2 separate regions of the Homo sapiens genome follow, and region 1 is linked to region 2. Evidence: chromatin loops called from intact Hi-C (ENCODE). Cell type or tissue: HCT116. All regions are shown on one strand. Links, peaks and the distances in the headings refer to the core of each region. The heading gives the core; the rest is flanking DNA. Region 1 overlaps GREB1L (GREB1 like retinoic acid receptor coactivator). Region 2 holds the start of LOC105372016 (a long non-coding RNA gene).

Evidence for each region. Hi-C counts contacts between places; a loop is a spot of excess contacts. Peaks named below come from ENCODE experiments on the same cell type or tissue, not always from the same donor. Only the 100,000 strongest peaks of a DNase experiment are listed, where the experiment ranks them.
Region 1: a loop joins it to region 2, with 6 times the contacts of the local background. A loop is called at or near these places in 2 of 110 quality-filtered maps.

What each region holds. Positions count from the first base shown.
Region 1 is chr18:21,484,316-21,494,560 of GRCh38, reverse strand. It overlaps GREB1L (GREB1 like retinoic acid receptor coactivator), which reads right to left. Exons shown (of 33, transcript NM_001142966.3): 18 at 8,808-8,941; 19 at 4,210-4,549. Among named protein-coding and RNA genes, the nearest start is that of GREB1L-AS1, 38 kb to the right of the region's middle. In HCT116, for the core only: a CTCF peak has its summit at 5,238 (motif pointing left); a DNase peak (open chromatin) is centred at 5,250.
Region 2 is chr18:21,892,142-21,902,386 of GRCh38, reverse strand. LOC105372016 (a long non-coding RNA gene) reads right to left here and starts at 5,454. Exons shown (of 4, transcript XR_935276.3): 1 at 5,171-5,454. In HCT116, for the core only: a CTCF peak has its summit at 4,481 (motif pointing left); a DNase peak (open chromatin) is centred at 4,446.

The sequences.
Region 1 (10,245 bases), core at 1,427-9,426, 410 kb after region 2:
ATACCTGGCCAGTAATGCATACAATTTTGTTTTAAAATAGACTGGTACTTCCTTTGCTAAGCACAAAATAGGATAAAAAGAAAGTCACCAAGCAAAAGACAATAGGGTTTGATTGGTGATTTGCTAATGCCTAGAAAAGGCTCAATAAAGAAAAGGCTCAATAAAGAAAAGCCAGTCTTTAGAAATAAACATTCCCACAATCACTTCAAATAAAATTTCTATAATTTGTAAAACTGGAAGAAGCTTAACCATTCTTAGGCTTTTACTTGTTGTCCAATCTTTTATTATATATGTGCATACTAAGGGGAAATAGGGAATCTACGTAACTGTTCACAAGTTTCACAGACTTCCCGTGTTTTAGAAAAATCAATGTGTCAAAAAGATTTTTTTAATGCTAGAAGAAAAATTCTCTGTAAAAATTTAATTTTCCATACCATTTCATGTCAGGGGGAACCATAACATTGTCTCATTTAAAGCAAACCATTCTGGAATAGAAATCACTTTACTGATCACATTCACACTGGACGCATGGTATCCCTGACACTGGGTTTCTCCCTGAATGTGTTTTATCTCCCAGAACTGTCTCTATAGAGGTCATAGCTTTACCAGGAAGAGGTCAGGTTTATATTGATGGAATAAGAGTTAAAATGTTTTACTGTATGAGGACTTTTTTTTTTTTTTTTTTTTTTTTTTTTGAGACAGGGTCTCACTCTGTCACCCAGGCTGGAGTACAGTGGTGCAATCTTGGCTCATGGCGACCTCCACCTCCCGGGTTCAAGCGAATCTCCTGCCTCAGCCTCCTGAGTAGCTGCGATTACAGGCACCCACCACCACACCTGGCTAATTTTTGTATTTTTAGTAGAGATGGGGTTTCGCCATATTGGCCAGGCTGGTCTTGAACTCCTGACCTCAAGCGACTGCCCGCCTCAGTCTCCCAAAGTGCTGGGATTATAGGCGTGAGCCACTGCACCTGGCCTATATGAGGATGTTTATTTTCAGATTAGTAGTCAAATCTCACTTTTACTCTTGACCAACCACAGCTAGCCAAACCCACTATAAAATGCTTTTCCATCACATTGCTCCTTCTGATGACTGATGGCTGCAGTTCTCCTGTGCATCAATCAGGCCCTCAAGATGACATTGCAGAAGCACTTAACACAAAAGATGGGGTGATCATTGAGTTCAAGGATAATACAAGGCTTAAGAACAAGGACATCTAATGAAAGCTTCACCTGCCTTCTGGAGGAACTGACTTAAACTTTGTATCCTTCCAAAGGGGTCATCATCAGTATAAGTTAACCACAATACATAACAGGATAATTAGGGGTAAGCACAAAAATAAGATCACATAATAGAAGTAGTGTTGGATTTTACCCAAAAGTAGAGATAGAAGGCACAATCTTGCCATCCTGAAAATGGTGAAGGAGGTTGATAACTTAGAAATAAATGAGTGAGCCGCAATCTACTTGACAATTCAGTCTTGCTTACGATGTGAACATCCCAACATGATCTCATATTTTTACTCCCACACAAATACAGAGTATAAAAAGGACTGATGTGATCCAGTGATTTTGAGAATTTGGGACTTGTTTATTTTTATATATTTTTAAGAGACAGGGTCTCACTCTGTTGCACAGGCTGGAGTGCAGTGGTGGGATCATAGCTCACTGCAGCCTCAAACTCCTGGGCTCAAGCAAACCTCCTGCCTCAGGCTCCCAAGTAGCTGGGACTACAGGCATGAGCCATCACAGCAGCCAGAATATGGGACACTCTTATACGTACTTGTTGCCTGGCAGCTACTCATACCAATTGAGGAAGATGTCACTGCCTTGAGAAGTCGTAACTTGAGGCCCCCTTCGTTTAGGGCACAGTGATTGTCAACTAATGTGCCTCTGAAAGCCCTGCAGGTGATTCTGATGAGCTAGCAGCCAGGTGAAGAACCTCAGGCCTTGACTGTGGTTTTCCAACAGTGGTCCAGAGGGGTAAATTATTTAGGACAGACTGATTTATACTGACTTAGTGACTGGCCCTTCTGAACACATGATTAAGACTCTCTAAGTAGCTTCACTTAATCAGTGTCAACAGAGACCAGGAGAAGACCCAGCAGCCTCACGTGCATTTAGGTCATCTCTGGCAACAGATGTGGGAGACTTAGCATGGTGCTGCTGATTGTCCGCCTTTCCAAATTCTTTTTCTTTTTCTTTCTTTTTTTTTTGAGACAGAGTCTTGCTCTGTCGCCCAGGCTGGAGTGTAGTGGCACAATCTCGGCTCACTACAAGCTCCGCCTCCCGGGTTCACGCCATTCTCCTGCCTCAGCCTCCCGAGTAGCTGGGACCACAGGCGCCCGCCACCATGCCTGGCTAATTTTTTGTATTTTTAGTAGAGACAGGGTTTCACCGTGTTAGCCAGGGTGGTCTTGATCTCCTGACCTTGTGATCCGCCCGCCTCGGCCTCCCAAAGTGCTGGGATTACAGGCATGAGCTACCGTGCCCAGCCTCCAAATTCTTCATCATTAGCAATATTCAAATGGTCTCAAGCCCGTAATTCATGTCTCCATGAATTATACTGTAAGAAGCGTTTCCGGAGTTTTGTTATTCATCCTAGGAATTCCACTGTAATGTAGTCTATGACTATAACATAAAATTGTGAACGTGTATCTATATATGAAACATAAATGTTACAACTTCTAAATTTAGGAGTTTCTATTTTTTGGACAATTTTATTTGTTCCAATTGCTTATTAAGCTAATACAAGATATTTTGTCTGCATTTTGGATTATTCAATTTAGGTTAGCTAACTGAACACAAGAAGAAGATTTACATCTCCAGAACAATTTTTTTTTTTTTTTGAGACAGAGTCTCGCTCTGTCGCCCAGGCTGGAGTGCAGTGGTGCGATCTTGGCTCACTGCAAGCTCCGCCTCCTGGGTTCACACCATTCTCCTGCCTCAGCCTCCTGAGTAGCTGGGAATACAGGCACCCGCCACCACACCTGGCTAATTTTTTTTTTGTATTTTTAGTAAAAACGGGGTTTCACCATGTTAGCCAGGATGGTCTTGATCTCCTGACCTCCTGATCTGTCTGCCTCAGCCTCCCAAAGTGCTGGGATTACAGGCATGAGCCACTGCGCCCAGCCCAGAACAATTTTTGAACACTAAATAATCATCCCCAAATTAGAACTCTTAGAGATTATACAACCCAATTCTCTCATTTTGCAGATGGGAAACCGCAGCCCAGGGTGAAAATGCAAATTCCCCCATGACTATGTGCCTTCTTTTCATAAAATTTGTGCTGAACCAGATTTTCCTTAACCCAATTTAGCTCAGCATTTAATGTATAGGGCGCAGAAACAAGTTGGTCTAACTCAGACATACAGTAGCTAGCTCAGTTCCATACCGACATGTAGGTGGATATTTGATTAAATGCTTTCTAATGGCTAGGCCCCACTGGATTACAGGCCCAGAAAAACCGAGTCAGGCATAAGGTAGGGAGTTAGGTTAGTTGGCTGAGGGTTCTACTCCTCCCACCCTGATGCTTGACAGGAGAGGAAGGGGAGAAGCAGTCAATCACTGGCCGTGCAGAGGGAGCAGTGAGGGACTCAGTCATGCACTAAATTCTTCTGTAGGGCGCCTGGCAAAGTCTCAGTCCAGCCAAAGCCTTGGGGCTGAGGGTCAAAGCAAGTAAAAAGAAACAACAAACTGCTGAGGAATCCACATGCAAGAGGGCTAGGAACAGTTCTGAGTACTGAAGATGAAACAGAATACTTTACCGACTCTAGACATGAGCTCACAGAGAGGCTAGATGAACAGAAAAGAATTAGTGAGTTGAGGATACTTAAAACATTACCCCACAGAGGTCTGAGAGGATAACTTACCTTTTTTTCTCAGAAAACAGATGGCCATGGGCTACATGCATCTTGAACAAGGCCAATAAACATGGGGTCAAATTGGGTCATCTCATTTTTTTGCACCTGCAGTTGGAGAGCATGGAAGACCAACTGCATGCACTAACTGCATGCTATAAAGGGCTGGGCAATCTTTACAAACTGGTTCTAATTAAGAAAGTGAATATGTCCCTTAATTTAGCCTTATCATTGTCATGGAATCACACATGTGATTCTATTAAACTCAGGCCCCTGAGCCACCTATGTAGGATTCCTAGAAAAGAGAAACAAATGGTATTTTAAAGGAGAAATGTCTGTCCATTGCTAACCTTTAATCGCGCCACAAAGTGAGTTGCAACACTGAGTTCGGTGGCCGGGTTCCCAAGGATGATCTCAAACCGATACTGCAGACCCAGTTTGTCGCGCACCTCCTGTAGCCGCTCCTTGGCTAACATCGCCAGCTGCACCGAGGGCACCCTGATAATGAGCATGTGTCCCCTCCCACTTTTGTTTTTGCCTGGGGAGCTGATGAGGTCATCCATAATGCTGAGTGTTTCTGGTGTGCTGTGGTCGCGGAGTGACGCCATGGTGGTGAGAGCCATCAGGGCCTCAGAGTACTGCTGGATGAGAAGATAGCAGCGGACGACCATGCTGTGCAGCCTGGGGTACCTTCAACAGAAAACAAGGCACTAGCACTCAGGCAGCAGGGCCAGCTGGGAGCAGCAAGGCCTGTGCAGTAAGAATGCAGATTAAGCATGGTGGGGAAGGGGCTACTGATCAGTGTGGTGGGGCTTTAGTTCTAGAATGACCTGGGATCCTACATCACTGGAAGGAAAAGGTTGAGCTTCCAAAGCATGTGAATCAACCTGTTGGGATAAGTACAGCACAGTAAAGGGGTTTAGAGATTGTCTAGAAACCTCTTCTCAAAGTATGGTCTACAGACCACCAGCAGCAGCAGCACCTGGGAGCTTGTTAGAAATGCTCAATCTCCCCACCCCAGACCTACTAATCAGAATCTGAAGCTTAACAAGACTCCCAGGGAATTGCATGCACGTTAAATTCTGAGACACGCTGGTCTATTCCATTCATTGCCAGCATAGTCATCATGGATAATTCCTGGATCCTCACCTCTTGCTGGTGGTATTGGGTTAGAATGGCAGCACTGTCCACTTATTTCTCTGATATATAAGATTACAATACAGGAAACTGAGGCATTAATGTAATATCTGTCGAGTATTAGACATAAAAAGGGTAATTATTACTACTAATCTGAGGTCAGCCTCACAGATAGCAATTTCTATCTTTCCATAAACTGTTCCTTGGTGCTGGAGAAACTTGGAGCTGACTGGAGAAATAGCACCCCCTAGTGTTGTAGCCTCATCACCTGAGACCTGGCTCCGTCAAGGGAGCCAAGCAAATCTGAGCCTGGTAGCAGCAGCAGCCTTTGGTACCATTTTCCCCTAAGCCTGGACTGCCAGGGAAGAGGATCCCTTTGTTAAAATCGGCAGTTTTTACAATTATAGGAGGTAGAAAACAAATCTCTCCTTTTGGTGCTACGCCTCAGCCAGGCCTGATGACAAAATGAGTACGAATGGGCAAAGAGGACCCAGTTACAGGCATGAAGAGCTGCTAGTCAAGAAAGCAGGTGCTTGGCTACCCTGAGCACACTGCCCAGCAGTACTTCTGCTGCTGAATAAAAATAAAATTTTTTAAAAAAGAAAGTAGGCTGGGCGCGGTGGCTCATGCCTATAATCCCAGCACTTTGGGAGGACGAGGTGGGTGGATCACTTGAGATCAGGAGTTCGAGACCAGCCTAGCCAACATGGTGAAACCCCATCTCTACTAAAAATATAAAAATTAGCTGGGTGTGGTGGCGGGCGCCTGTAATCCCAGCTACTTGGGAGGCTGAGGCAGGACAATCACTTGAACCTGGGAGGTGGAGGTTACAGTGAGCCGAGATCATGCCATTGCACTCCAGCCTGGGCGACGGAGTGAGAGTCTGTCTTAAAAATATAAAAAAGAGAAAAAGAAAGAAAGTAGGTGCTGGCAAAGTGGGCTCTGGGTCCAAGGTTGGCCAATGCTCTCATGGAGCCTGGTAGAATAAGGCTGGGGCTGTGCACTTTCTTTCTGGTTGCCATTTGGTAGCAATGCAGCCACCAGCAGCTGGGTAGGCTAATGGGGGATTTCACCTTTGTTCCATTCTATAATTCTACTTAAAATACAACAAGTGGTCCACTGGCCTTGCACAGAAAACCTCCAGGTCAAAGAAATGCCAATGACAGCTATCAAATGAATAACACATGAACACTTTTGAGGTGTTTTAGAACTGGAAAGGACCAAGATGCCCTGTATATGAACAACTCTGCCTTTTCTTTTTCTTTTTTCGAGACAGAGTCCCGCTCTGTCACCCAGGCTGGAGTGCAGTAGTGCAATCTTGGCTCACTGCAACCTTCGCTTCCCGGGTTCAAGCAATTCTCCTGCCTCAGCCTCCTGAGTAGCTGGGATTACAGGCATGCGCCCAGCTAATTTTGTATTTTTAGTAGAGACAGGGTTTCTCCATGTTGATCAGGCTGGTCTCAAACTCCTGACCTCAGGTGATCCGCCCACCTCAGCCTCCCAAAGTGCTGGGATTACAGGTGTAAGCCACTGCACCCGGTCTTTTTTTTTTTTGAGATGGAGTCTCACTCTGTCGCTCGGACTGGAGTGCAATGGCGCAATCTCAGCTCACTGCAACCTCCGCCTCCCAGGTTCAAGTGATTCTCCTGCCTCAACCTCCCAAGTACCTGGGATTACAGGTGCCCGCCACCACGCCTGGCTAATTTTTTTTTTTTTTTGTATTTTTAGTAGAGACAGGGTTTTACCACGTTGGCCAGGCTGGTCTCGAACTCCTGACCTCAGGTGATCCACCCACCTTGGCCTCCCAAAGTGGTGGGATTACAGGCATGAGCCACCGCGCCCAGCCCACTCTGCCTTTTCATAGAAAGAGAATGAGTTCAGGGGCAGAGAGAAGTTCAGCTGCTTGTCCCAGTTCATACAACTGATCAGAGACAAAGCTAGCTCTAGATTTTATCCAGCCTCTAGCAAGGTCTTCACACATTGCAAGGATTTAGCTGGCTGGGTAGAAATGAAGAAATCCTTCAGTTCAATAAATCCTGGGCTGGTCCCTTCAGGTATTCAGTAAGTCATAGCTACTATTAGGCTGGGGTGACTGGGTTGGAGGAAATAAGTATAGATAATCTATGTTTCAAGCTTAATGCTTTTTGCTGGGCCACGTAGAAAAGCCAAAGTTAGAATAAATGGTAACTTTGATATCTGGCATTTCTGTTTCATACTCTGGAAGAATCATGAAGTCAGAAGTGCACAGTTTCTCCAATCTGTCATGCTTGCATTAAACTATACTTACAACTTTTGTAGCACAAAACTACAATAGAAAGTTGATGAGATCATCATTTAAAATAAAAGTTAGGAAACTCTGAATGATGTTACCAGAAAAAGAAGATGCATTTCAAGCTGGTGGATGTAACAGGTGGGTAGGAATGCTTAAAGGGGGTACTCATGGAATGATTTTGGAAAATTAAGACTACATGTGCTGTGAAAGGATTAATGTCACAGTGTCAGTTAAGACTTTCCAAATCCAACAGCTGCAAAAATATCAAACCGTACTTGAGCCTGTGCTCTTTCCGGATGCAGTATTATAATCTACTGAATAGGATGCATCCATAGGTCCTCATTTTAATTTCCTTTTCTTTTTTCTTAGCAAAATTATGGACAGGTTTGTTAAATAGCTGTTAAATAATATGATCAATTAAAGCCATTCTAAGAACTATAGCTACTAAAAATTAGAATTTGCCCCATAAAATAAAGCCCAATCGCCCCAACATTGGATGATCAAACAGAATATTGTGGAGGGCAGAAAGGGACCTTTATTAGGTTAGGTAAATTCTAATGTCTCTACCTACCTCTGAATCTATGATTCAAGGTCACAGAGGGAAAAAAACTCTTTCAGAGTTTAATCTGAAAATGGGGATTTTTTTTTTCTTTTTTTAGAAAAGGGAAGAAAAGACAGCAGTTATGTTCCTTAATCCCTAAGGCCAGGGACTGGAGGAGGAGCCCCAAGAACTGAATTCACCTCAATTATCTGATTGCTCTTTAATTTCTTCCAGTGTATACTTCAAATCTCTCATAGTAAAGTTTAGTTTTTACTGAATCATCTTAGGGTCCTTGCCTGTGGTGGACAGGGGAGAAAAGAGGGAAAAATGTCAAAGTCTGAGGTGTAGGGTAGGAGAGGCCGGAGCTCAGAGAAGTGGGACTTTTTTTTTTTTTTTTTGAGACGGAGTCTCGCTCTGTCACCCAGGCTGGAGTGCAGTGGCGTGGTCTCGGCTCACTGCAAGCTCCACCTCCCGGGTTCACACCATTCTCCTGCCTCAGCCTCCCAAGTAGCTGGGACTACAGGCATCTGCCACCACGCCTGGCTAATTTTTCGTATTTTTAGTAGAGATGGGGTTTCACCGTGTTAGCCAGGGTGGTCTCGATCTCCTGATGTCATGGTCCGCCCGCCTCGGCCTCCCAAAGTGCTGGGATTACAGGCGTGGGCCACCGCGCCCAGCCAGAAGCGGGTCTTGAATAAGCAAATCCCTCTCTGCCCTATCCATCTCCTGATGATAGCAGTGAAGCATGACCGGGAGCTGACTCAGCATGAAAAGTAGTGCAATGGCCCACTTTGGTTGTATTTTCCTTTATTGATCTTGGATGATCACATAAAACAATAGTAGGGCATCTTAGGAAAGGCTGTTTTAATTTGGCCTTTGCACGTCATCTGCAAGGGCTCCATCAAACACCCCGTAGCACTGACACAAAAGGCTTTTGGCTATTTTAGATCTGCAAGTACAGCTAGAGAGAAGAGCAGAAGGCCTTATTTACTATTTACCTCTCCAAGAGTGTGTTCACCATTTTTTCAAAAGTCTCGTCACATCTCAGAAGTGGGCTCGTGATCCCCCACTGCAGAGACTTGCTGTACTCACTCAAGCCAAAGTACAGCTTCTCCTCGCAGCCCACGTCCTCCTGGTTCAAAATACAGAGCAAAAACCCAATGAGGACAGGATACAGTGTGTCTTGTTTTCCAGAAAGTGGGGTTTACAGAAATGACCGCTGTAAGAGGTTATTTCCTGACAAGTAAGAAAAAATACTGTTTCATTATGTAACCCGACACCAACTCTGCAGTCATCTCTGAGGCACTAAGTGAAACTTCTTTTAATTTCAAAGGAACTGAATATGTGATTAGTGGAAAGTTGACACACTTCCTTCAGGCACATGGTTTGTTTTCTTTTTTTTTTGTTGGGATACACAAGGTCAGACAGCCTCAATTCTCAGCCTTTTTCCCTGCTGGAAGTAGTTCTCTATACAGATAAATAGGCTTTCCTCAGAACGCTCTAGAGATTGACAAACTCCTCTGTTACAGAAACCTTAACTTTTCTGACATCATTTCATAATGATAACTCATAAAAGCTTATCTTTGCAAACAAATTTTACTTTAAAAATGGAATATATGCTTTCCTTTAACAGGATCCACAGTATTTAACGTAGCCCCCTCTTGATGAGTCAGTCATCACTATGAAAATGAATAGCTATTTTAGGATGTGACATAAGGATGCCCTCAGAGGATCTTGAGAAGTGTGACAAGTTGCTTATCCTTAAACTCAGAAGCTCTACGATATTAAATAAGCTTTTTGAGTTCATGAATCTGTTTTTGTTTGTAGCTTTCTTTTGCATCTTTTCTACATTAGTTTTTTACAGTCACTGCTTGCTGTCATGTTGCCTGTGCCATTTGGTCTCACTTTTGTTATTTTATTTTATTTTTGAGACCAAGTTTTGCTCTTGTTGCCCAGGCTGGAGTGCAATGGTGCGATCTTGGCTCACTGCAACCTCTGCCTCCCGGTTTCAAGCGATTCTCCTGCCTCAGCCTCCCGAGTGGCTGGGATTACAGGCACCCACCACCACGCCCAGCTAATTTCTTTTTTTGCATTTTTAGGAGAGACGGGGTTTCGCCACGTTGGCCAGGCTGGTCTCAAATTCCTGGACTCAGGTGATCCGCCCGCCTTGGCCTCCCAAAGTGCTGGGATTACAGGCGTAAGCTACTGCGCCTGGCCCACTTTTGTTATTTATTATGTGTTGACATTTTTATTTAAGTGCTCTCCAACTCATAAAGGAAATAAGGCAGCTTTAAAAAATGTAATAAGATAAAGGCTGGGCGCAGTGGCTCACGCCCGTAAACCCAGCACTTTTTTTTGAGACCAGCCTGGCCAATATGGTGAAACCCCATCTCTACCGAAAATACAAAAATTAGCCAGGCGTGGTGGCGGGTGCCT
Region 2 (10,245 bases), core at 698-8,697:
AGAACCTGCACAAACGGGGAACAAACTCATCAGCCACATCCTCACTGTCCTCCTGAATCCTTACAAAATAAATCCCGCAGCCGCTGAATGTGGCAGGTTCTGTGACACCCCCTGTTTCCGGCAGAGGAAAGGAAGGCTGGGAGGGTGACATGACTTAGGCCAAGGTCTCATACAGCTTGTGGGGGCAGAGCCAGTATTGACTGAATCCAGATCGAGGGAGACTCAAGCCTGATCTTTCCCCTTCTCTGCACTGCCCCCCAGAACGGGAGCAAGATAAGTGAAAGTAAAACCAGCCAGGAGACTCCATGCATGCTTGCATTATGAGATACTCAGTTTGATCCAAACATTCTCAAACCTTGCTAGCTCACAAAGTAAGGAATTTGGGGTGGGGTTGAAAAGGGTCAGTAAATTAGATTTAGACTTCTACTTTGGTTAAAAATCCAAATTTCTAATCAGTTTACTGAAGAAGAAAAGTTGCTTCCACTACAGGCTGCAGAGTGTCCAAGAATCCATTAGCAAGATTTGGGGGAACTCCATTAAAATTTCTGCAGGAGATAACCCTACCTTCTCCACCCAGTTAGGGAGTCCCCAGCCTACTTAGGAGGAAGCTGCCAAGAGCTTTGGTCCTCAGAGAGGAGACAAAGCTACATCAATCAAGTCAGTATTTATTCAGTGCTGACAAGCCCAGAACTGGGATCTGCCAGCAAGAAATTCTGGTCCCTGTCACCAATTTGTTTATAATCTGACTAAACAGAGATCTGCTTACGCAAAATGCTTTGTAAGCAATTCAGTAAGATTTAACTGCAGGCTAGCCCAGAATGGGTGCTTAACAAATATGTGTTTCAGAATTTCTTTTTCTTTCTTTTTTTTTTTAAACTTGTAAGAGCTCAGATGCAGGAGAGATCCACGGGCCTCGGAGCTGCTGGGAAGGTTTCATGGCTGGGGGTCAGAATGGGGATGTGCACTGGATGGGGAAGATTTAGAAAGGGAAGAGCCTGAGCAAAGCTTTCATCATCCCCGAGCCCTGGTGTGTTAGTCCGTTCTCACACTGCTATAAAGAACTACCCGAGACTGGGTAATGTATGAAGAAAAGAGGTTTAATTGACTCACAGTTCCACAGGCTGCACAGGAAGCATGGCTGGAAGGCCTCAGGAAACTTACAATCATGGCGGAAGGTGAACGGGAAGCAAGCACGTCTTATCATGGCAGAGCATGGGAGAGAGTGCACGAAAAAGGAAGTGCCACACACTTTTAAGCAACCAGATCTCGTGAGAACTCACTCATACCCCGAGAACAGCAAGGGAGAAACCCACCCCCATGATCCAATCACCTTCCACCAGGTCCCTCCCCCAACACTGGAATTACAATTCAACATGAGATTTGGGTGGGGACAGAGCCAAACCATATCACCTGGAGAAAGTGGACAGTTGTGACCCAAGAAGGCTGTCTCTTCTCAGGTCCCAGTTGAGCGCTTGCTTTTGTGACATGAATGTCCCCTAACCTTTTTTACTGGCACAGTGACTCATGGCAAAAGCAATGCACTTTGTCCCAAGCAGAGACTGCAGCAGTAGGGAATATCAGGAAACCTTGGGATCTGCCCGCCTGCAGGTGGTGAGGTCCTATTAGTGGGTGGACAACGCGTCCTTGTTTGCCATGGGTGTGAGATCATTGCTCTGCTGTCTGCTGGCACTCCCCTGGAGCTGCCTCAGGCTGGTGGGTGAGTTAGGTCTCTAAGGATGTTCCATACAGGGACTGGCCCTAAAGTTAATGCAGCTTAGGCTGCAGGACCCTCATTTGCACAGGCCCTCCAAGGCTTGGGAAGGGTCCAGCAGTGTTTTCACATTTGCATGATTACATTGTTTTTTCTTTTTCTTTTCTTTTTTGAGACAGGGTCTTACTCTGTCAACCACACTGGAGTGCAGTGGCACAATCTCAGCTCACTGCAGCCTCAACCTCCTGGGCTTGAGCAGTCCTCCTGCCTCATCCTCCCAAGTAGCTGGAACTATAGGCACACACCACAATGCCTGGCTAATTATTTTATATATAGAGAGAGAGATGGGGTCTCACTGTATTGCCCAGGCTGGTCTCAAACTCCTGGGCTCAAGGGATCCTCCTGACTCGGCTGTATTCCCAAAGTGCTGGGAATACAGGTGTGAGCCACCACACCCAGCCAAAAATAATATATTTAACTGCTATCAGTTATGACTATTTTCTGTTTCTACTCTCACTTTCCTTTCTCCACTCTTTCCCTGTGCCAGGTGGGATGGACCAGCCATGGGCATATCTGAAGGTACATTGAGGCAGATGAGAATGCATTGAGGGTACATTTATTTGGGGTTTTGTTGGATACATTTATGTGGCTTACAATTACTTCTGTGAATTCTTCACTTATTACTTATTACTAAGCTATCTTAGGAGCACCCTCATCTCACTCCCTGCCTAGTGTTATGACGGGAAGAACCAGGGCTATCCCTATACACTGTGTCCTATGGCATCTGGCATGAGAAGTACATAGATTGTGGAGGAAAAAGGTTTGAAATGAATCAAGCCAGAAGGTGGTCTGTGAAAAATTCTTCCAACTGTCAGACATGGAAAATGGTAAGCCAAAGGTTCCATTAACAACTACTAGTCAATGGCGGAGTATGGTGACTCATACCTGTAATCCCAGCACTTTGGGAGGCCGAGGCAGGTGGATGGCTTGAGCCCAGGAGTTTAAGACCACACTGGGCAGTTTAGTGAGACCTCATCTCTATTTAAAAAATAAATTAAAAGAAAAAAACTAATCAAAATGGAATTTGTCTCCTGTGAAGAATATGTTAGCCGGGTGCGGTGGCTCACGCCTGTAATCCCAGCACTTTGGGAGGACAAGGCGGGCAGATCATGAGGTCAGGAGATCAAGACCATCCTGGCTAACATGGTGAAACCCCATCTCTACTAAAAATACAAAAAATTAGCCGGGCGTGGTGGCAGGTGCCTGTAGTCCCAGCTATTCTGGAGGCTGAGGCAGGAGAATGGCGTGAACCCAGGAAGCGGAGCTTGCAGTGAGCTGAGATCGTGCCACTGCACTCCGGCCTGGGTGACAGAGCAAGACTCCATCTCAAAAAAAAAAAAAAAAAAAAAAAAAAAAACGAATATACCTGATAATACAGCACATACAATTATGAACAAACTTTGCTTTTTTTCTTTTTGGAGGGGATCACACAAAATACAATTTTCAGAATTTCTCTATAGGTATGGGATAAAACTGCAGAAGCACTACAAACAGCAAGTTATAGTCATGTGTGAAATCCTATGTGTTATGCATCCCAACCATCAATAATAATTACCAAGCAACCACGCTAATAGGAACAGCTGAATTACATTTCTATTTTCTCTACTAAAAATGATTGTAGAAAATTGCAGACACATTGAAAGACAATCAAAGAGTATAAAGCTAAAGATATGGGGGAAAGAAGCATTAGATACGTTAGGGGGCTCAGTAATAAAAATGTGCATTTTTTCTGGATTTGGAGACATTTGTAGTCTTTTTTCTAATTGTGATCAGTTGTGATTTATTTTCTCATTCTAAATAAAAATTTATTTTCACATATACATTTGTATTTGTCATTTTCTGTTATCTTCCTAAAGATGACACCCAAATTATATACGCTCTGGGCCTCACAAAACCTTGATCCACCTCCTGAATGTCCATATTAGCTTATAGAACTGATAATCATCCTTGCCAGGACCATGGAAAACACTGATTTTTGTTTCTCTGGTAGACAGGCAGTATGTTATGATGCTTAGGGGCCAGGAACTCTGGGACCAGAATGCCAGAGTTCAAATGCCACGTAAAGCATGACCCACAGTTTCTATCATTTATAAGACACTTAGAAAGTGCCGCTTCATAACACTTCGTAAATATTCACTATATTATTATTAGACTTAGACATGTCTTCTCTTGTTCTAAACCCTTATCCAGTTACAATAATTGCAAGATACAGAATTTTGAGAAATCATTTGTGATTATATTTTATGTACAGCAATTTTTAAATGAAACACTACTCTAAACTAAAAGTAAAGAATGAATTAGGGCTGGGCACGGTGGTTCACACCTGTAATCCCAGCACTTTGAAAGGAGGTGGTGGCAGGAGAATCGCTTGAGCCCAGGAGTTTGAGGCTGCAGTGAGCCATAATCATGCCACTGCATGCCCTCCTGGGCAAAAAAGCAAGACCCCAACCCTAAGGGAAAAAAAAAAAGAATGAATTGGAGCTCTCTGTCCCTTTGTTTCCCACCACATGGTAGCATGAGGATGGAGTGCAAGCGCTGGATGAATTCAGCTTGAGTAAAGCCAGGTGATGGAGAGGAGAACGTGTAAAGGTCAGAGGTCCATTCACCAATGCAATGATCCTCACTGCCCCAACGCTAAGCCAGGGAGGAGCAGGGCTTCATTCTATTCACTAAGGGGATTTTACTGACCCCTTGTGGGAGAAGAGGTTGGTGCATCCAATAAACATCCCAGTTTGGGGAACATGTTCTCCTGCAGTCCTTCACCCGAAAAATTCAAGGAACAGAAAGGTGAGGTAGGTTACTAACTGCCCGAGTTCTTCCCATTCAACTCGAAACTCTTTACAGTTACTTCTCAGATCAACTTCTTTCCTGACACTCTTCAGAGTTCTCATCAAAGGCAGGAGGAGTTTGATGTCAGGAATATGGGCTTTGGGTGTTCAAAAACAAAATGAAGGAAGGAAAGCAGGGAGGAGGGAAGCAGGCAGGGAGGGAGGAAAGATAAGAAAAAAATTTTTTGGATCTTAGCACAGCTACTGGCAAATGAAAGACTGTAAGCAATCTGTTTAACTCCCTGGGCCTCCCTATCCTCACAGGTGAAATGAAACTCATAATGCTAATGATTGAATCAGATGGTGTATATAAAGTGCCCGTGCGCAGCCCACAGTGGATGCTAAATAAGTGTCTGTTGTTATCGTTAAACATGATGCTGCCATATTTACTCAGTATCATGATACTCATTCGACAGTTACTTCACACTACTATAAAGCACATCTTTTGAAAGAAAAAAAAAACAGAAGTTTCTTTTAAAAGAACAATTTCCTCAGCAGAGACCAGGCTTGACATAGTCTCTGACAGTATACACAGATGGAAACCACTTCTTGTCCAGACAGCCCGGCTTACCTCGTGCAGGCCAGGCCATTCCGGGGTGGAGAGGGTTGGGAGGGGTCACGGACAGCACCACCCCTTCTGTAGAGCGGGCGGGGCAGCCTAGCTCGGGCGTGTCTTCACTTCTTTTCCCGTAGGAAATGCCTAGGGTCCTACGCAAGTAAATTCTCTTTGCTGCGACTGGAGAGAGACGATTCCCATTTATCCAGCCTCCTCATGTTCTGGCCTAAGACGCCCTCGGCCCTCCAGGGGAGTGGGCTCCCGAGCAGGGCGGTTCCACGGTTAGATGGAGAGGAGGGGCGCGGGAAGACCGCACAAGGCCGGCTTCGCTCCCTCCGCGGCAGGTACCAGGGGCCTGGGCAATGCCTCCTCACTCTTTTCGCCTTCGTCCCCAGGGGAGGGGAGATGGGGCTGAAGGATAACAGACACAACTAAACTGGAGAGACTGGGTTAGAGGAAAACGAACTGCCTGGCTTGGAACCACTTGGCCAGACCCCTGGAGTGAATCCCACACCTTTCCAGGCTGCTTGACCTCCCTACTCATTAAGCCAGTGCAGCCCAGAATCCTGACCTCCCAGGCCTCCTTCCCAAGGTCCCCCCGCTCTGGAATGGCAGCATCTCCGACTTTTCCTTTTTCTGTCTCCCGCTACAGAGCAATCGAAAAAATAAGTTCTTCTATGTATAGTAAGATATTAAAAGTCATTATTGACCATGCGCAGTGGCTCACGCCTGTAATCCCAAAACTTTAGGAGGCCGAAGCAGGAGATGGCTTGAGTCCAAGAGTTTGAGACCAGCCTGGCCAACATGGCAAAACCCCATTTCTACCAAATATATATATATGTATATATATATTTTAAATATATATATATGTATATATATATTTTAAATATATATATATATTTTAAATATATACAACATATGTATGTATTATATATATGTATGTATGTATACAAAAATTAGCCGGGCTTGGTGGCACACGCCTGTGGTCCCAAGCTACTTGGGAGGCTGAGGTAGGAGGATTTCTTGAGCCAGGGAGGTTGAGGCTGCTGTAAGCTGAGATCCCGCCACTGGACTCCAGAGAATGCGACAGAGCAAAACCTGGGCATCAGAGTGAGAACCTGTCTCAAAAAAAAAAAAGTCATCGTTGTTAAAATGTGAAAAGTTAGATGAGGTCATCATGTATGCTATATGTATGTTTTTAAAAAGAAAGGAGATACCAATACATACATGCGTGTATTTCATAATATTAAAATAAAAAACAGTGTATTTTTCTACTAAAAATACATTAAACACTGTCTCTACTAAAAAATTAATAAACTATACTATTGTTTATAGGAGAATGAGGAGCTGAGTGGAAGAAACAGGGATAGAAGAGAGACTTCTTCCTTGCAGATGAGCAGTCTGGGTAATAATCATTATCATCATTTAAAAAAGAAAGAAAAATAGGAAGATAGACTTCTTTGAATATATTGTTTTGGAGAACTGACTTTGGAACAGTGTACATATTTTTCATAATTTAAAATGAAATTAATAAATGAATTAATAAAATAATTCTTAATATCCAAAAGTAAAATTAAACTTCTGCACCCAGTTGATAGCATAACTACACAGATACTATACCAACAGACTGTAAAACACGATAATTTGATGATCTATCTCTAGTTAGATACACCCTAATGATAGAGCCAAACAAAAAAATTCAACTTTTCGGAAATCATATTGTTGATAACATTAATATTGTTATTGTACAATAAATCAAATAATTTTTAAAACATTTTTTAAAAAGAAATGTAGGTATAAGATCAATAAGGTGGCTGGGTACAGTGGCTCATGCCTGTAATCCCAGCACTTTGGGAGGCCAAGGCAAGTGGATCACCTGAGGTCAGGAGTTTGAGACCAGCCTGGCCAACATGATGAAACCCCATCTCTACTAAAAATACAAAAAATTAGCTGGGAGTGGTGGCTGGCACCTATAATCCAAGCTACTCAGGAGGCTGCAGCAGGAGAATTGCTTGAAGCTGGGAGGCAGAGTTTGCAGTGAGCTGGAGTGCCCGCTGCACTCCAGCCTGGGCAACAAGAGCAAAACTCTGTTTCAAAAAAAAAAAAAAATCAATAAAGTTGTAAGCAGTCCTGAATTTGAATTGCAAAGTTCAGTTTGAACTCACTTATTTTTTTTCTTTAAAATATTCTTAGCCAACTGGGTTTGGTGGTTTACACCAATAATCCCAATATTTTGAAAGGCCAAAGAAGGAGGATTGCTTGAGGACAGGGGTTTGAGACCAGCCTTGGCAACACAGCAAGATCCCAACTCTACAAAAAATAAAAAATTAGTCAGGCATGGTGGCACGCACCTGTAGTCCTAGCCACTTGGAAGGCTAAGGCAGAAGGAGCCAAGTACTTGAGCCAAGTAGTTCAAGGCTACGGTGAACTATGATTGCATCACTGCACTCCAGCTTGAGCAACAGCGTAAGACTCTGTCTCTTTAAAAAAATCAAACAAACAGAAAACATTCTTAGCTCTTTCCACTGAAAAGAAAAAGTCTAAGAAATAATGACCAGCCCAGTAGCACTGACGCCCCTGATACCCACATTGTGATCTCTAAATGTCATTTCCTTAAACAGAATCAGGACTTCTTGGAGCAATGTTTTATTTCAGGTCAGGCATTTCAGAAACAAGAAAGCCATCAAAGATTAACAGATTTGTGTCAATAGGACTGCTGAATGAGTGTCTGCTAGCCAAAGATGGGCAATGTGAGCATCAGTGAAGACAAGAACTGAAATACATTGAAACATCTAAAACATGTTTAAATCCTTAGATTTGTACTGTTATTTTTAAAAAACATATTGGTCATCTTTGGAAGATGCTAAGGACCAACTCATTAATCAATAAAATAAGAAATGGCTGGGCACGGTGTAATCCCAGCATTTTTGGAGGCTGTGGTGGGTGGATCACTTGAGGTCAGGAGTTCAAGACCAGCCTGGCCAACACGGTGAAACACTGTCTCTACCAAAAATACAAAAATTAGCCAGACCTGGTGGTGCACGCTTGTAATCCCAGCTACTCGGGAGGCCGAAGCAGGAGAATCACTTGAACCCGGGAGGCGGAGGTTGCAGTGAGCCAGGATCACAGCCACTGCACTCCAGCCTGGGTGACACAGCGAAACTCTTGTCTCAAAAAAATAAATAAATACGTAAGAAATAACCAGTCCCTGCCTTCGTTTAGCAGGGGTAAGGAGTGAATATACCACACAGAAACAAAGCTCCGTGTCTGCTGTGAAGGCTTTGGAGGAGACAGACCATGACCAGACACAGGCCCTGTTTCTGATGCTGAGAAGAGAGGAACTAAATAAATCCTGGTTAACAAGTGCATCAGGTGAAGATGGGACTTGGAGCCCCAAGCCAAACTTTAAATTTTCTCAATAGGAGCCTTGACAGGGACAGACTCAGCACGATACTTGTGAAGGTCATTAATATTCTTTTTCTTTTTTTAAGTTGAAGTACCATTCACATATTATAAAATTCACCACTCTAAAGTGTGCAATTCAGTGGGGTTTAGTAAACTCACAGAGTTGTCCAATCAATGTCACTATTTAATTCCAGAACATTTTCCTCAATTCAAAAAGAAACCCTGTACCCACTAGCAGCCACTCCCGTTAACCTCTCCCCCAAGCCACCAGCAATTACTGAAACCTATTTTCTGTCTCTATGGAATAGGTGTGTCTATTCTGGATTTTTTTTTTTTTTTGAGACAGAGTCTCGCTGTGTTGCCCAGGCTGGAGTGCAGTGGCGCGCTCTCAGCTCACTATAACCTCCGCCTCCCAGGTTCAAGTGATTCTTGTGCCTCAGCCTCCCAAGTAGCTGCAATCACAGGCATGCGCCGCCACACCAGGCTAATTTTTGTATTTTTAGTGGAAACGGGGTTTTACCATGTTGGCCAGGCCGGTCTCGAAATCCTGACCTCATCCTCGGCCTCCCAAAGTGCTGGGATTACACCCGTGAGCAACTGTGCCTGGCCTGCACACTTTCATATAAATGAAATCATACAATATGTGGCCTTTTGTGTCTGGCAATTTCTCAAAAGGTTAAACAAATGGTGAATATGACCCAACAATTCCACTTCTAGTTATATACCTAAAATAATTGGAAACTGTAGTATAATTGGAAATATACTTGGTCTTTATTCCCCATTCCTGGCACAGAGCTCCTAAAAACCCTTGAAATTTCCTATGTGATCAGACTGCTTTTTGTTTTTCATAATGAGCCCCTTTTGACTGCACCTAAATTTATGTTATTGAGGTGGTTTACGGTGGGCCCCTAGATAGCCTCAGGATGGGGCTTGTCACCAGGAAGATCAAGTGATGGGAGGGTTGGACCTTTCAGCCCTAATCACTAACCTTTGAGAAGTGAGGCAGGGATGGAGATTAAGCTCTATAAAAACTCTTGAACTAAGAGATTCAACAAGCTTCCAGGTTGATGGATGCATCTAGGTGCTGGGAGGGTGGCACACCTCAATTCCACATGGACAGAAACTCCACTCAGGACCCTTCCTGGCCTTGCCTTATGTGCCTCTTTATCCGGCTGTTTCTCTATATCCTTTATAATAAACCAGTAAAATGTAAGTAAAGTGTTTCCCTGAGTTCTGTAAGCCATTCTAACAAGTTATTAAACCCAAGGAGAAGATTTGGAACTTGCAGTTCACTAACTGCTGCCCGTTGGTCAGCAATATGGGAGGCCAAGACTTATAGTTAGTATCTGAAGTGGAGGAAGTCTTGTGGCATGTAGCTCTTTTTTTTTTTTTTGAGTCGGAGTCTCGCTCTGTTGCCCAGGCCAGAGTACAATGGCGTGATCTCAGCTCACTGCAACCTCCATCTTCCAGGTTCAAGCAATTCTCCTGCCTCAGCCTCCCAAGGAGCTGGGATTACAGGCTCCTACTACCATGTCCTGCTAATTTTTGTATTCTTGGTAGAGACGGGGTTTCACCATGTTGGCCAGGCTGGTCTCGAACTCCTGACCTCATGATCGGCCTGCCTCAATAGAATCTGACACTAACTCTAGGAAGATAATGCCAGAATTGAATTGAATTGTAGGACA